Linked DNA regions of Homo sapiens: regions 1, 2, 4 and 5 are each linked to region 3. A link is a contact called in ENCODE Hi-C data. All regions are on one chromosome and are shown on one strand. The core of a region is the stretch at or near the end of the contact, and the rest is flanking DNA. Distances in the headings are between cores, read along the strand shown.

What was found. Hi-C counts contacts between places; a loop is a spot of excess contacts on that map. Pooled maps may share reads with other maps.
Region 1: a loop to region 3 is called in a map of CD8-positive, alpha-beta T cell, with 4 times the contacts of the local background. The contact joins the promoter of KRAS here to the promoter of C2CD5 in region 3. A Hi-C loop is called at or near these places in 2 of 168 maps with a recorded cell type or tissue (CD8-positive, alpha-beta T cell and naive thymus-derived CD4-positive, alpha-beta T cell), 2 of 37 single-sample maps with no recorded cell type and 10 of 50 pooled maps.
Region 2: a map with no recorded cell type shows a loop between it and region 3 (10-fold over the local background). The contact joins the enhancer-like site here to the promoter of C2CD5 in region 3. A Hi-C loop is called at or near these places in 2 of 37 single-sample maps with no recorded cell type and 9 of 50 pooled maps.
Region 4: a pooled map shows a loop between it and region 3 (4-fold over the local background). The contact joins the enhancer-like site here to the promoter of C2CD5 in region 3. A Hi-C loop is called at or near these places in 3 of 50 pooled maps.
Region 5: a pooled map shows a loop between it and region 3 (5-fold over the local background). The contact joins the promoter of BCAT1 here to the promoter of C2CD5 in region 3. A Hi-C loop is called at or near these places in 5 of 50 pooled maps.

The regions. Positions count from the first base shown.
Region 1 is chr12:25,249,338-25,252,254 of GRCh38, forward strand. KRAS (KRAS proto-oncogene, GTPase) reads right to left here and starts at 1,592. Exons shown (of 5, transcript NM_004985.5): 1 at 1,414-1,592. RefSeq lists silencers at 1,193-1,242, 1,303-2,152.
Region 2 is chr12:24,837,051-24,840,079 of GRCh38, forward strand. The region is part of intron 7 of BCAT1 (branched chain amino acid transaminase 1); the gene reads right to left. Among named protein-coding and RNA genes, the nearest start is that of BCAT1-AS1, 19 kb to the left of the region's middle. RefSeq lists a silencer at 2,562-2,751. Within about 2 kb of position 1,666, at least 7 of the 41 ENCODE cell types and tissues checked have a DNase peak (open chromatin) inside an H3K27ac peak, as active enhancers do.
Region 3 is chr12:22,543,261-22,546,183 of GRCh38, forward strand. C2CD5 (C2 calcium dependent domain containing 5) reads right to left here and starts at 1,282. Exons shown (of 27, transcript NM_001286176.2): 1 at 1,060-1,282; 2 at 801-919. The coding sequence starts at 890. RefSeq lists enhancers at 1-42, 1,183-1,412 and a silencer at 923-1,042.
Region 4 is chr12:24,797,076-24,800,064 of GRCh38, forward strand. No RefSeq gene overlaps it. Among named protein-coding and RNA genes, the nearest start is that of BCAT1-AS1, 21 kb to the right of the region's middle. Within about 2 kb of position 1,421, at least 3 of the 41 ENCODE cell types and tissues checked have a DNase peak (open chromatin) inside an H3K27ac peak, as active enhancers do.
Region 5 is chr12:24,947,597-24,950,499 of GRCh38, forward strand. BCAT1 (branched chain amino acid transaminase 1) reads right to left here and starts at 1,505. Exons shown (of 11, transcript NM_005504.7): 1 at 1,331-1,505. The coding sequence starts at 1,336. BCAT1-DT (BCAT1 divergent transcript) reads left to right here and starts at 1,567. Exons shown (of 3, transcript NR_199054.1): 1 at 1,567-1,734. RefSeq lists enhancers at 1,399-1,748, 1,869-1,958.

The sequences.
Region 1 (2,917 bases), core at 342-2,841, 2.7 Mb after region 3:
AGTGAGCCGAGACGGCGCCACTGCACTCCAGCCTGGGCAACAGAGCAGATGGAGACCATCCTGACCAACATGATGAAACTCTGTCTCTACTAAAAATACAAAAATTAGCTGGGCATGGTGGCGTGCACCTACTAGTCCCAGCTACTCGGGAGGCTGAGGCAGGAGAATTGCTTGAACCCAGGAGGCGGAGGTTTCAGTGAGCCGATACCGCGCCATTGCACTCCAGCCTGGGCAACAGAGCGAGACTGTGTCTCAAAAAAAAAAAAAAAAAGGAGATGCACATGTTTAAGTCTATTTCAGGCGGTTAGCTGGTGGATTGCTACAATTCCTCTGTAAGTTTAAAAAATCATGTAAGTGCTGTTTTGGAGTACTGTAATAACTCTTGAGATGTAGAACACATCTGCAAAATGAGGGTAGTATAAAAGAGACGAGGGGATGAGGGTAATACATAAGAAATAGGGGAAAGGACAAGAACAGGTAAATTAAACTTCAAGTACTATTTTTGCTATTGCTGTCTACACTCAACTAGCAAGGAAAAAGCCTTGCTTCTGCTCTGCGGGTTTTCTTCGGGTTTAACTTGACCAAGCAAAACAGACCATCTGGGATTAACTTTTTCCTTTTCACTGTAGGTCACAGGCTCTACGTGTAGGGTGTTGGCCACCTGTTCTTCCACCATCTCTACCTCCACCTCCTCCTTTGTGGCCACAGCAATGTCACAGCCCATACATGGGGGAGGGGAGCATTCAGGAACTCGGAGGCAGATGCATTTTTTTCCAAACACAATAACCTCAAACAGTGGTCTCTAAGCACTTTCCTATGCTCTTCCAAAACGTGACCTCCCCTCTTACTCACACATCCCCTACACACGGAAAAGGACCACTATCCGTCCAGCCTGCGCTCGAGGGAGAAGTTTATACCTTCGTCCTAGAGATGCCAAATGCAGCAGGGAAGGCTGGACCGAGGCAGCCGAGTGCTGGAAAGGGAGGCAAGAGGTGCGGGAGCGGGGAGAGGGGGAGGGGAGGCCGGGGCGCCGCGGGAGTAACCTCCACCGCACCCCACCGCTCCGAGGGGCAGCCGGCCCGGCCCGAGTTTCTCCCCAGAAGCCTCCAGCCGCGGCTCTCGGGGAGGAGGAAGGAAGGGGTTCCCCGTCCAGGAAGCAGCACCAGCGGCGACCGCCTCCAGCCTCACCCTCCTCAGCCCCGCACCGCCCATTCCTCACTCCCCGCGCCGCCGCGTCCGCGCGCCTCCCCCCTGCAGACCCCTCTCACCCAGCCCGCCCCGACCCCGCGCCCGCGCCCCCCACCCGCCCCTCCGGGGACCCCTAATTCATTCACTCGCCGCCGGCCCCGCCCGGCGCCGGCAAAGAGGGTCGGGACCCGGGCAGGGGCCCAGGAGGGGTGGTCCGCTCCGTACCTCTCTCCCGCACCTGGGAGCCGCTGAGCCTCTGGCCCCGCCGCCGCCTTCAGTGCCTGCGCCGCGCTCGCTCCCAGTCCGAAATGGCGGGGGCCGGGAGTACTGGCCGAGCCGCCGCCACCTTCGCCGCCGCCACTGCCGCCGCCGCTGCTGCCTCCGCCGCCGCGGCCGCCGCCTAGGAAAATCGAGCTCCGAGCACACCGATGAGTTCGGGGCCGGGCGGCCGCAGAGGGCAGAGCTATCGATGCGTTCCGCGCTCGATTCTTCTTCAGACGGGCGTACGAGAGGGAGCGGCTGAGGGCGGTGTGGGAAGAGGGAAGAGGGGGAGGCAGCGAGCGCCGGCGGGGAGAAGGAGGGGGCCGGGCCGGGCCGGCGGGGGAGGAGCGGGGGCCGGGCCGGCGGAGGAAGGGGTGGCTGGGGCGGTCTAGGGTGGCGAGCCGGGCCGGCTGGAGAGCGGGTCTGGGCGGCGCCTTGGCGGGAGGAGGGACTGCCGGACCCACGCGGCGGCCCGCCCCCTGCCTAGCCGCAAGGCTGTCCCCGCAGCCGCCAATTCTGACCCGGAGCGGGACCGGACCGCGGCGGGCTGTGCGGATGCCACCAGGGAGACGCCGCGAGCGGCCACGCCGCCCCGCTGACCGGTCTCCACAGAGAAGCTGCGAAGAGCACCCCGCCACCCTCAGGGTCGGCCTATACTGGCGCGCATCCATTTACTATCATTGACTGCATGTAAATAAACAAGCAGTCACCAAAAGTGGGAGGCGACTTCGGGGACTTAGGGAGACCGGGCGGACGATTTCCCACACCGGGGCTGTCTGATCGCCGCCCCGATTATTATCAGCCTCAGCACTTGGGCTGGGAATTTAGCCCCAGGCCCAAACAAACACGACAGACCCTTTCAACGCTAATCTTCTCGGGTCAGGAGGCTTGTGATATTTTGCTATCTTTCTTGATATTTTGAACCCATCACAAGGTCTCTAAACAGGGACTTCGCTTATACCCAGGGCCCCTGAAATCACAAACAAAAGACAACTGTTTTTAAGTAGAGATGGCCTTGGTAGTTTAGACCTGAGGAGAGTCATTCAAACATTAATTAGAAGACAGATTAATCAGTTAAAGTTCGTGGAGTTAAGACATTAAACAATGGGGCAATTAAACATGCTAGCATACCCGGAGTCTGTGTTGATAAACTACCTAGAAATGTATCTTGGGAGAGTCTTGAGGATTGAGGGCTGGAAAAGCAGCGCCTGTACCTGATAGGATCGCCCCTCCTCCGAGACTTTCAGTTCCATTCCTCTAGTCCACATCATAAACCACCAATAAAGCTGAATTTAAATCCCAGCTATTATGTCTGTTAACCAAGGCTTTACATCAACTGTCATCCTTTCCTTTCTACTCTTACACGGGCTGTAATCTGCAAGGTTTATTCCAGTCTCCCCCTCCTAGCGCCAGGTGGAAGGGGCAGAAGAGAAAAGTGAAAGACAGGGAAGGGGAGAAAATGTGCCTA
Region 2 (3,029 bases), core at 416-2,915, 2.3 Mb after region 3:
AAGAAAGAGAGAAGGAAAGAAAGAGAGAGGGAGGGAGGGAGGGAGAAAGGAAGGAAGAAAGAGAAGGAAGGGAGGAAGGGGGGAGGGAAGGAAGGAAAGTTATCTAATCATCTTCAGTTTACCCTTAACCAGTAAAATAATGAGATGGTTTTCCACCAACAAACAGTAAGAGTTATTGCATGGTCTTAAGAGGAATATTCTGAAGTGAAAATTTACCTTAGCAGATGAAAGGTGGTTACTAATTAGAATAATGTAGATAGGGTCTTACTCAGAAAAACTGGTCATTACCAAACCTTCTAAGAATGCTATGGAGGAGGCTATCCCCAAGAAGTGTGCGTGCCTACTCAGGCTGGTCACTGCTTCCACGCTGCCCTTGGAAAGTCTAATTTTTTTTTTTTTTTTTTTTTTTTAGGTTACCCAGGCTGGAGTGCAGTGGCACCATCTCAGCTCACTGCACCCTCTGCCTCCCAGGGTCAAGTGATTCTCCTGCCTCAGCCTCCTGAGTAGCTGGGATTACAGGTACGCGCCACCACGCCTGGCTAATTTTTGTATTTTTAGTAGAGACGGGGTTTCACCATGTTGGTCAGGCTGGTCTCGAACTCCTGAGCTCAGATGATCTGCCCACTTCGGCCTCCCAAAGTGCTGAGATTACAGATGTGAGCCACCGCACCCAGCCTAAGAGTCTATCTTTAGTGATTTTCAAACCTGGTGGAGCATCAGCAACAAGTATGGAGATGCTGCCTTTGCTCTCTGAGATTCAAATGTAATGGGCTTATCAGAGTGAGCTCAAGCACGTGTACGGTTAAAAAAGAAGACATTCAAGAAACAAAACTCCAAAGCTGAGCTACTGCTCTACTGTGAGATGACTGCAGACATCCCTAACTACTGTGAGGTCTAGTAGGACAATTGTTCACAGGCATCATGCATGATCCATCAGCTGCACAAGCTCTCCTTACAGTACCCTCTGGCACTCAGCATCTCCCTTTCCTCCCCACTTCTGACACCCAGGAGTCTGAATCTAGTGAGTCCTGACACTGAGGCCACCACCCTCTCCCTCAATACATGGTGGTTCTAGGCTCGCCCACTCCACTGGGGTTACATCAGACATGCCCAACAATCAAGCTCTATCTGGAATACCAAACTCTATCTTCATCCTTCTATCCTCAAAACTGGGCATTGTGCCTAGCCCAGAGTGTATATAATAAATGTTTTTGAGTAAAAAATAAACGAATAAGTTATCTTTGCTAGGATACAGCAGTATGGCTTTTTTGAATTTTGTTTCTGAAAATCATCTGCTGAAAATTGCTTTCTGGAAAGGAGAAAATTTGTTCTTGGCAATGTTCTTAGGGCTACTCTTTGTCATGTTTAGAAGTGTTGATGATCTCAAAATAAACATGTGTTTTGCAATAGCTAGCCAACTAGATACATAAATGTATGGATCTATTTGTGTGTGTATATATATGTACACACACACACACACTTCCAGTGCCCCCAAACCGGACCTTTCCTAAAGCTTGCTGAGCCCTGAGACTACATGAAGTTAAATGAAAACAGCAGCCCCGCATGTGCAAGTGCTGTTTTGTGAAACATGTTTAACACCCAGAACTGTAACCACTAGCCTGAGGTCAAGGAACAGAACATCTGCTTCTCTGGTTGCCAGACAGAGATGATGACATGACAACATTTGGGTGAGAAATATTCATTTTCCTCTGCAACCACAAACATACTTACAAGAGCCAGAAATCACTCCAGATTGCCCAACATGAGGAAAACAGAACCTACAAATGCAGCTTGTTTTTGACAAAGAAGTCATTTTTAGGAGATGAGGAATTTAGAAGCAATAACAGCAGGATTCATCTGTGACTTCCCAAAGTCAAACACTAATGGAAACCAGGAATGTAGGTCTGCATAAGTGCCCTAAACACCATCAGCACAATTAGCCATTTATTCTACAAATACATATTGAGTGCTGTTTACCGTTTTAAGCTCTATGAATACAGCAGTGAACAAAACTGACATATCTCCCTGCTTACTTTCTAATAGACACAGGTAAACATTTATTGTGTTGATAGTATGTTAGACTACACAGGGGGAAACAAAGAAGGAAAAGCAATGGAGAATGCTGGAATGCTGAGGAGAAATGGGAAATGGAGTTTATGATTTTGATTAAGAGCTCAAGGAAAGCCAGACTGAGAATGGGATTTGTAAGCAAAGATTTGGAGGATGTCAAAGAGCAAGCGGTACAGACATCTGAGGAAGAGTGCTCCAAGTCGAGTCCGTATACACGCCTGACGTGTCCGAGAAGACTCATGATGTGGCCTGAGCAATACCGAGATTCACTGCTGTGGTTGTTTTCCCAAAGTGACTGTGAACTCAACCACAAGGCCTGGGTCTTATTTTTCAGGGTATCTCCAGGGTCCAGGATATGATACAATGCTTTGTTCAAATGGTGAATAGCAAGCGTATGGGTTAAATTACTCATCAACAGAGTGATGATGTGTGATCTTGCCACCATGGGTGCTGTTACTGAAATCAAAACTCCCATGAGTTACAAGCTGAGTGCCACACATAGTGACTGTGCACAGCACTGTGCTTTGAACACACACTATCCACCACCCCATCCACCTTCCTGCACCAGCCATCTCAACCAACAGGAGCAGTGTGTGTGGGCGCTCATGAAAAGACGGCAGGCTATTACCGAAAGAACTCTGTTTATACCTCCTATCGGTAACGTTTGTGAAAATCAGTATTGTGCTGATTTTCAACTCGTTTGTTCATTGTATTTTCTTAAAATCATATGATATAAATCAAAGTTACTTCAGAATTGCATGTCTTTTTTTTTAGCCCAAAGGTTTTTCCTAACATTCTATTTACTTCAAATATATATTCTATTTCCTTTCTCCTTATTCTGAATTTTATTTGTTCTGTTAGATGAACATCCCCAAAGTGAAGGAGTATATTAAAACTAAAGTTATCCCAGGCAACCATAATCTGAATAGTAACTAACAGTCTTAAGGTCTTGTATATTT
Region 3 (2,923 bases), core at 32-2,531:
GGGTTATTACCTTCCGGCCGTAGGCCTTTACTAATTTGCATGACTTTTAAACTAATCATTAGACTTAAAAAGCAATTTTGCAATTTAAGTCCATGGCAATTAAATGACTTCCTACCTCAAGGCGCTAAATTACCCTGAAACACCTCATCAGACCTACCAGCCTATACAAGAGCAGGAAGTGTTGCAGTTGTGTTTTAGAACGTGCATGGCAGATTCACAAAATGTTAGGCATGAGAGTGGATTTCCTCGCACTGTGGGACTCCAAGTGCCCATAAAGGGCTTCATGCACCTTCTTAAACATGATGTCCAGCACTCTGGCCACCCCTTCCAAGGGTGTGTGTGTGCCTGTGTGTGTGTGTGTTTCAGTGGCTGCGGGGCCACACCTTGGGATCTCCTGAGTGGCAGGTGGCCTGTTAATGAGTCCTGACATCAGAGTCATTCCGGCATTTGTGTGTGTGTGTGTGTATGTGTGTGAGTGTGTCGGTGGCTGCGCGGCCACGCCTTGGGATCTCCTGAGTGGCAGGTGGCCTGTTAATGAGTCCTGACATCAGGGTCACCCCCGCATGCACAACAGTACAAGCCTCCCCGCGCAGCGGACTGTGCCGCGGACGCCTGCAAGCCGTGCACCCATCGCACACACTGAGGTCTCGGCGGTCATCCCTCGTGGGAGAGCTGGACAACCACGGCCGAAGGGAGGGCAGTCGAGGGGGGAATAGGCTGAGGGGCTGGGGGCGAGGTGGGTAGATCCTTCACAGGGCTTGGCGCTCCCTGTGTTTTGAGGGGCAGGACCCTGCACCAACCTCCACGAAGGCATCAGTCAGGTCACTAGCACGGTCCATCACTGGCAAATGGCGCCCGGCCACGATTTTCACCTTCAGCTTCCCTGGCATGGTCTCGGTTTCGGCCTCTTCTTGGGCTCCTGCAGAAACAAACAAACGAGTCTGCGCCGAGCGCGGGGCCGGCGGGAGAGGGGCGGAGGCGCGCGGGGTAACTGACAGCGAAGGAGCGCGCGGGGGCGCGCGCGGGCGCCCGGCAGTCGCGCCACGGGTCGCCACTCACTGTCGCAGGAGGAAGGGTGCTGTCCCGCGCGGGTGCTGAGACCTCATTCCGGAGAGGCGGCGGGAGGAAGGGCTTTGATGGGTTCTTCCGTCCCGGCCCCACAAGGCTGGGACGAAAAGCAAAACCCAGTCAGCATCCCGTTGAGCCTCTGCCGCCCCTGCTTGTCTCTCCTCCCCCGCTCTCAAAAATGGCGGCTCTCGGGGCGCGGAAGAAAGCATCGATCGTTCGGCGCTCTGCCCACTTGGCGGGGCGAAACTAAACTCGCCGAGGAAAGATAAGGGGGCGGGGCTGACGTTGAGAAAGCTGGAGGGCAGGGAAATGGGCCGAGTCCTGCATCATCCACCGAGTGGGGGCTGTGGATAGGTGCGGCGCTGCTTCCCTGGAGGGAAACGCTCCATCTTGCGGGCCGAAGCGCGAGTGCTGCTCTGTGACAGCCTCCGGCCGCGGCCTTCCCAGCTGCTACCGCCGCTTTTCGGATGGGCTGTGATAGATGGAGTAGCAGCGAAGACTGCTAGAAGAGCGTTTTCAGTCGGCCTTTAGTGATTCGTAAAACCAAATTAGCTGGTTTCTACTTGGAAGGGGTACAGGTGCGTGTGGTGGTTCCAGTTTTCTGTGAAATAGAGTTAGATGGCCAGGCACAGTGGCTCACGTCTGTAATCCCAGCACTTTGGGTGGCCGAGGCGGGCGGATCACCTGAGGTCAGGAGTTCAAGACCAGCCTGGACAACATGGCGAAACCCCGTCTCTACTAAAAATACAAAAATTAGCTGGGCGTCGTGGCGAGCGCCTCTAATTCCAGCTACTCAGGAGGCTGAGGCAGGAAAATCGCTTGAACCTGCGAGGCGGAGGTTGCAGTGAGCCGAGATCACTCCTCTGTCTCCAAAAAAAGAAAAAAAAGAAAGAAAGAAATAGAGATACCAGGCACATCTCGAATAGTGAAATAAATATTTAGTGAAATATTTTATTCAGTCATAGGCACTTGTGTTGTGCACTGGGTCACAGATATTACTGTGGGCGGGGTGGGGGAGGTCACCTTGAAATCCAAAGTCTCCTCTTGAAAAAAAGTTTCTGCTGGTAGGTGTGGTGGCTCAGATTTGTAATCCCAGCACTGTGGGAGGCTGAGGTGGGAGGATCGATTGAGTCCAGGAGTTCGAGACCAGCCTCATGGAGACGAGGCAACACAGTAAGACCCCTTCTTTACAAGAAATGCAAAAATTAGCTGGGCCGGTGGCTCGTCTGTGGTCTCAGCTACCTAGGAAGCTGAGGTGGGAGAATCTGGGAGAATTGCTTGAGCCCAGGAGTTTGAGGCTGCAGTGAGCTGCCATCTCACCACTGCACCCCAACCTGGGCAACAGAGCAAAACTCTGTCTCTTAAAAAAAATTTTTTTTTAATTAAATGTCCTGCACTCTTAGATCATCTCAGTGTTCTTATTAAGCATCCACAAGCCTAAAGATAAGACCTACAGTAGTAGCAGAAGTTCAGGACTTCCTACCATGGAAAGTATAGTCAACCACAAGAAATAAACATGGAGAGCGTTAAACATCTTGAAGAATTGACCCAACTATAAATAAAGTAAGGTGTTATCTACAGGCTCAGACCATATTAGGGAAATTGAGGCACACACAAGATGTAAATAAATCAGTCCTTACCAAATATCAAAATCAGCATTGACAGTATACCCAGTATCAACAAAATCAGAGTTCATGCCGGCTCAAAGATTGTAACATTTCATTCCTAAGTGAAGATATCCGTATGATCTTTTTAACTTCGAAAATACTCAATAGAGTAAATACTCCAAACAGTAGTGATCCCGAATTATCTTTTCATGACAAAAATTCCTTCTATGGCAGGAATATTGTTCACA
Region 4 (2,989 bases), core at 171-2,670, 2.3 Mb after region 3:
TGGCTTTTTCTCCTTCCATATCTTCCCCTGCAGTGACCTCAGCAGCGGGGCAGAACCAGGACAGACAGAGGAAAGTGTGTGTAATTCTCATCCATTCTGGGCCCTGTGGAATTGGAACTTATGCTTACTGCATTGTCACTTGAACATTAAATCTTAAATGTCGAAATATTCTGCAAAGCAGAGAAAGAATTTCAACATGGTATCCCAAAATCTCTTTTCCATACTTTTCTTGGAAGCTCTGTCAAAATAAAAAAATTGCTACTGCTTAAAAAAAAATTATTTTCATGTTCCCATGGAAATTCACAAAGAGAATATTGTATTTGCTTTCTACCACAAGCAGAAATAATTGTTTCTGATGGAAATCATATTAGACATGAATATCATGAAAAATATTATCTAAACTTTTATTTTGGGTAAAATATTCATCCTGTGCCTAAGAGTATCGTACACCCAGAGCAATCAGGAAAATTGCCAACAACTACCCGCTGTGGGACTTGCTACTTTGACAAACATGCTCTACTTCCAGGCAAATTGTAGCACCGCCATCCTCATATAAAACCAGGGAGACAAATTAATCTTAGTAACTATTTGGAGAAAGATATCTGAATATGTCTCGCCCTGCTCTGCCCTAAATCGCAATCCAATATTAACTCATAATCTTTTTCATTGGCTTTAGTAATGGTACCCTTTGAAGACAATCTATGAATATGCATATGGCCTTTAGGCACTTTATTTGCCATTTCATCCAATTAACAGATAATTAAAAATGCTGCCTATGAGTACCTTTTCTCCCTTCCTTTCATCACCAAAGATAACACAGTGCTTTAAGGATGAAGTGCTAGATGCAGGCCACATCAATGGCAGGTCTCAGGAGTATCAAAAACAAACGCAGCCAACCTTCCATTTCACGGAGTCTCAATCACTTTGTAACTTGACCCTCTAGGTTTGGGTTTTAATAATCTGCTATTCTCCTTTAACTAGTTAATGAGTTGTTATTGGGCTAGTCATGTTCCCAAAGTTTCAATGTGTTACTAGAGTCATTTGCATGTGGATTGTCATGGGTGGATTACTTTTTAGCACAAAGAGTAAATCCTACTTATGACTAAATTGGCAGAGAGATCCATTTATAGATACTGGGACCAGTCTTTTCCCTACTCAGTAAGGGGAAGAAATGGACAATATCTAGCCCAAAGAATCAGAGCCTGATTTGATAGAATAGTCAAATAAATACATTTTAAGGGATTTTTTTTCAATACCAATCAAGATAGGCCATTTTAACATTTGTAATATGAACAACCCTCAAACTTCAATGATTCCAGCCAGGTTTTTTTTCTTATTTATGCAACATGTCTAACATAGATCAGCAGGGATCTCTGCCTAATTTAGTCACTCACAGACCCAAGATGACAGATGTTTCATGAAACTTGTGATTCTGTGACCACTGAAGTAGGGAAAAGGAAGTTTGCAGTTGAGCACCAGCAATCAAATGCTTCCACTTAGAAGTGGCACATGTCACCCCTGCTTATATTTTATTGGTCAGAGCAAGTCACTGGCCAAGCCTATCTTCAAGGGGCCAGGAAATCACAAACTTAACAAGGGCCCAGAAGGAGGAGAATGAGAATATTTGTAAATGACTCAATAATTGCCTGCTTCCTGTGATAGTAGTTTAATAATATAATGTCATTTAGTGAAGTTTGATAATTTAGCATTGAGTGTTTCATAGGGCCTGGAAGATCTATAATAAAGTCTCATGTCATGTTGAAGGTAGATATGTAGCGTTGTGGTTCTCTACTTGTCACATTCACTGCAACTCGAGGAAAGTATTTTTTTAAGAAACATACTTTGTTGTCTCTTATTAAAACTTTTTATTCTTTTAGAAAGCAAGAAAGTCTTTGTCTCTCTCCCTCTGAAGAGTCGGTGTATTTCCACATCTAAATTAATTATAATCCATTGACTTTGCAGAGAACCAAGTTATAAACTTTGAATTAGCCCCAAGTGTTAACATATTTTTTTACTTTTTCACCTTGATTTCTCCTTTATAATTAATTTTAAAATTAATTACATTAATTTTATGCATTATATTTGTCCTTTTTATAAGTGACCTCAAGCCCTTTAGTGAAAGAGGTGGAGAGTGATAAAGAATTAGAACTGAAAAAAAAAAAACCCTCACTTTATTAAAGACAATAATTTTCCTGGTTGTGAGGTGCTATAGTAATGCAAGATAGTACCACTGGGGGAAACTGAGGGAAGGATACATAGAATCCTTATGAATTATTTCTTACAATGCGTGTGAATCTAATTATCTCAAGGTAAAAAGGTATATGTGTGTTTTTTAATCTACAATAACCCTCCAAAGAGAGTTGACTACTACTACAGGAGCTAGAAGTCTCTTCTAAAGACTTGAAAAATTCCAAGATTCTCTTTCAAACCAATTACCTCATGAAGAAAATTTCAATTTACCAGGCAATAGAAATCATTGGGGAAAAAACGCTTGGAACCATAGTCAGTAGACATTTTTTATGGATAAGCAAAAAAAAAAAAAAAAGGCAAAGGATTAATACCTAAAGAAAGCTAGGTTGGCATGGTGGTGGCTTATGCCTGTAATGTCAGCATTTTGGGAAACCAAGGCTGGTGGATCACTTGAGCTCAGGAGTTCAAGACCAGCCTGGGCAACATGGCCAAACCCCATCTCTAAATAAATATAAATTTTTTTAAAAAAGAAAGCTAGCTTGCTTCCCTTTTTCTTTCTTTTTTTCCTTCCTTTTTTTTTTTTGAAAAACATATTCACTAAACATCTCCTATTGCTAAAGACTATGGTAGGCAATTGATAAATAAAACAGAAAGGGTGTCTGTCTGCATAGTGCTTATATTTTAATGGAGGAGAGGGTAAACAAGCAAATCAATAAAACAATTGCAATTGTACTATGTGCCATGATGAAAACTAAGAGAGTGCTAAGATGAGAATGATGTAGGTGAGGAGCCACTCTAG
Region 5 (2,903 bases), core at 255-2,754, 2.4 Mb after region 3:
ATCTTAGGAAATATCAGGAAACAGAAAAGAGACTACTTGTAGATATCTTACCTAGTTCCCCATGTTATAAAAGTATCTTGTGGAAGGGACAGGGGTTTTTGGACCTACAAAAACGCGTAATTAACCACAACTGCACATGGACAGGAAAAAGCTGGAAAAGCAAGACTGTTCATTCTTAGTTTTCTCCTTTTACTTACTAAAGCTATAATCAACTAAAGTGTGTTTTTCATCTGAAATGAAACAAGCATGAGGAAGCCAGAAATAGAACCTCTAACTATAGAAGAAAAGTTGTGTGATCTCTGTTGAATACAAAAACGCATAGTTTCCACTCGGTTACTGTTTAATTGTAGTGAAAGTTTTTGTTTGGCAACAAAGGCGCTATTTACATATTATTTCTTCTAAGTGAAACTATGGTCTGGGATGGGTTGTAGATAAGAGCAGTTGAGAACCACGCTTCATCTCCCTCCTTAGAAACTCTGAAACGAGGCTTTATTCCTACCAGAAGTTCAGATTGCATTATGGTCATCTCAATTCCAAAATGTTAGATGGCAAGAATATCTGCCCATCCTTCACTTTCCTTGGAAAAAGTTGCTCTTCGGGTTTTATATGCGATTGCAGTTTTCCAGTGTGTGAAACTAGGAAAACAAAACACTCAACGGTGTACATCCCTACACCTAAATAGTCAGAAATAATAGGCAGCTAGGCTAATTATCCTTGATTAGCAAGATCAGAGCCATTAGGGTGCTCACTGGTTTAACAAATGAATGCCCTTAGGCGTCTATCATTTGTAACTCCTAGAAGCTTTAATTTCCACAAGAAACAAAATAAGAGGGGCCTTCTGCTTTTAACAGTGAAAAGATCGTTCTCCCTCCCCTCTCCACCCGGGTCAACTCTTCCAGCCGCTCCCTCCTGCATCACGAACACACGCTGCAGGAAAGCGCATTTACAGCCCGGGACATCCCCAGACCTCCTCTCCAAAATTCCCCACCTCCTGTGCATAGGAGAAACTGAGAGAAGCCCTCACTTCCTTTCCAAACTTCACAAGCAGGGGAGGGAGCTGTAGCAGACTTTCACCTCCGTTCCCAAAAGCGAATGTGAAAAAGTCCGAGAAGGCACGTCCTGCGAGTGGAGGTTAAACCGAAATCTGAACAGAATGCACGGTCCCCGCAAACTACGATTGATAAAGAAGATACTGAGACGTTTGCGGGGGATATAAGCCATGGTTGTCTCGCCTTCCTCCCCTCCCTGCCAACTATGTTTCTTGGAGAAATCGCCGGTTCGATTCACGCACACATTTTTGTAAAACACGGACAAAACCATAAGTAGTTACCTTCATTGTTCCGTCGGCCACGAGGGAAGCTCGAGCTGAGCGGAGGGCAGATCCCAAGGGTCGTAGCCCCTGGCCGTGTGGACCGGGTCTGCGGCTGCAGAGCGCGGTCCCGGCTGCAGCAAGACCTGGGGCAGTGCCCGAGGCGGCGGCGAGTACACGTGGCGGGCTGGATTGCAGACCGGCCCTCTCGCGGCGGAGACTCGCGACCTAGCGGATTGCATCAGCAGGAAGACACTAAGGCTGCTCCCCCAGGCCGCCCCCAGATGGTGGAGTCTCTCCCAGCCCGAAGATTCGGAGCCAGCGCCCAGACCCGAGCCTCACTCACTGCTCACTCCCGGGGTGCAGGGCAGAGGTGCCAGTGTTGCAAGCAAATGACACGGTTACCCCCGAATCAGCCACTGTGGGTGCGTATCCGAGTGTGGGGATGCCCGTGTAACATTTATATGGAGACGTCAAGGAGGAGGAAATAAACAGATCAGAGGTCAAATGTGATTGCCATTCCGTCATCACTGGCTCCTGCCCACCTCCCTACTGTCCCCAAAGTAACTTTGCTGCATGCTGAGAGGACCACGGCACAATCCTGCCCAAAAGTATACATGTATCCCCCGCGGCTACTTTAAATGTACTTTTGCAGTAGTCAAGAACATGTGCCTGGTTTGCCGATCTCTTTCCCAGAGTTCCTTAGTCACCCTCAAATATAACCATTTTTGCCAATTTATTATGTACATGGGGGAAAATTTTTAATCCTTTAATTTGAGCATATAAAATTCTTTATAATGTGAAATTGCCCAGTAGCCTAGTTGGTCCCCTGTAAGTTCCCTCCCCACATCTATACAAAGCTCCAGGATTGCTACTTTTCCATGTCCAGCGCCTAGGTCAGCCTCCATGACTGCTTAAGTGTGCTGCTGGTTGACCTCCGCTGCCTCTCTGTCAAGCTGGCAAACTCCTATTTTTGTAAATTTCAACCCAAGTCTTTGCTGTGGAAGTTGCTTCCAATGCCCTCAAACAGAACTGGGCCCTTGGTCTATGTGCTGCACTTTGTCCACATCCTTTCTCAAAATCAATTATTTTATTTTATCATTTTTTAATGGAGATGGGGTCTCACTAAATTGGCCAAGCTGGTCTTGAACTCCTGGCCTCAGCAATCCCCTCGCCTCCGCCTCCCAAATTGCTGGGATTACAGATGTGAGACTGTGCCCAGCTTCTTAATTTTACTTTAATTATTTGTTTGCACAGTTGTCACTTCAGTGGATTATGAGATTCGTAAGGGCAGATCCTTTGTCATATTTATCTCCCATACCAAGTGGCCTGCCGTGGAAGAGAGGGAGTGTTGAAAACAAATGTGTCAGTGCTTAATGACTGTTGGTCAGGTGAATGAATGGTTAAATTATGTGTTCAATAAATGTACTGAGTGATTTCTACATGCTAGGCTGGTATATAACAGTGGTTTGTAATCTGAAATGTCTCAAAATGGAGCCATTTATGACAAGGGTTTCAGCCTCCAGTGAAATTGCTGACCCCTCAAATTGATAAGCATATGTATGGTGGACTGAGGTGATAAGATAACACCTGC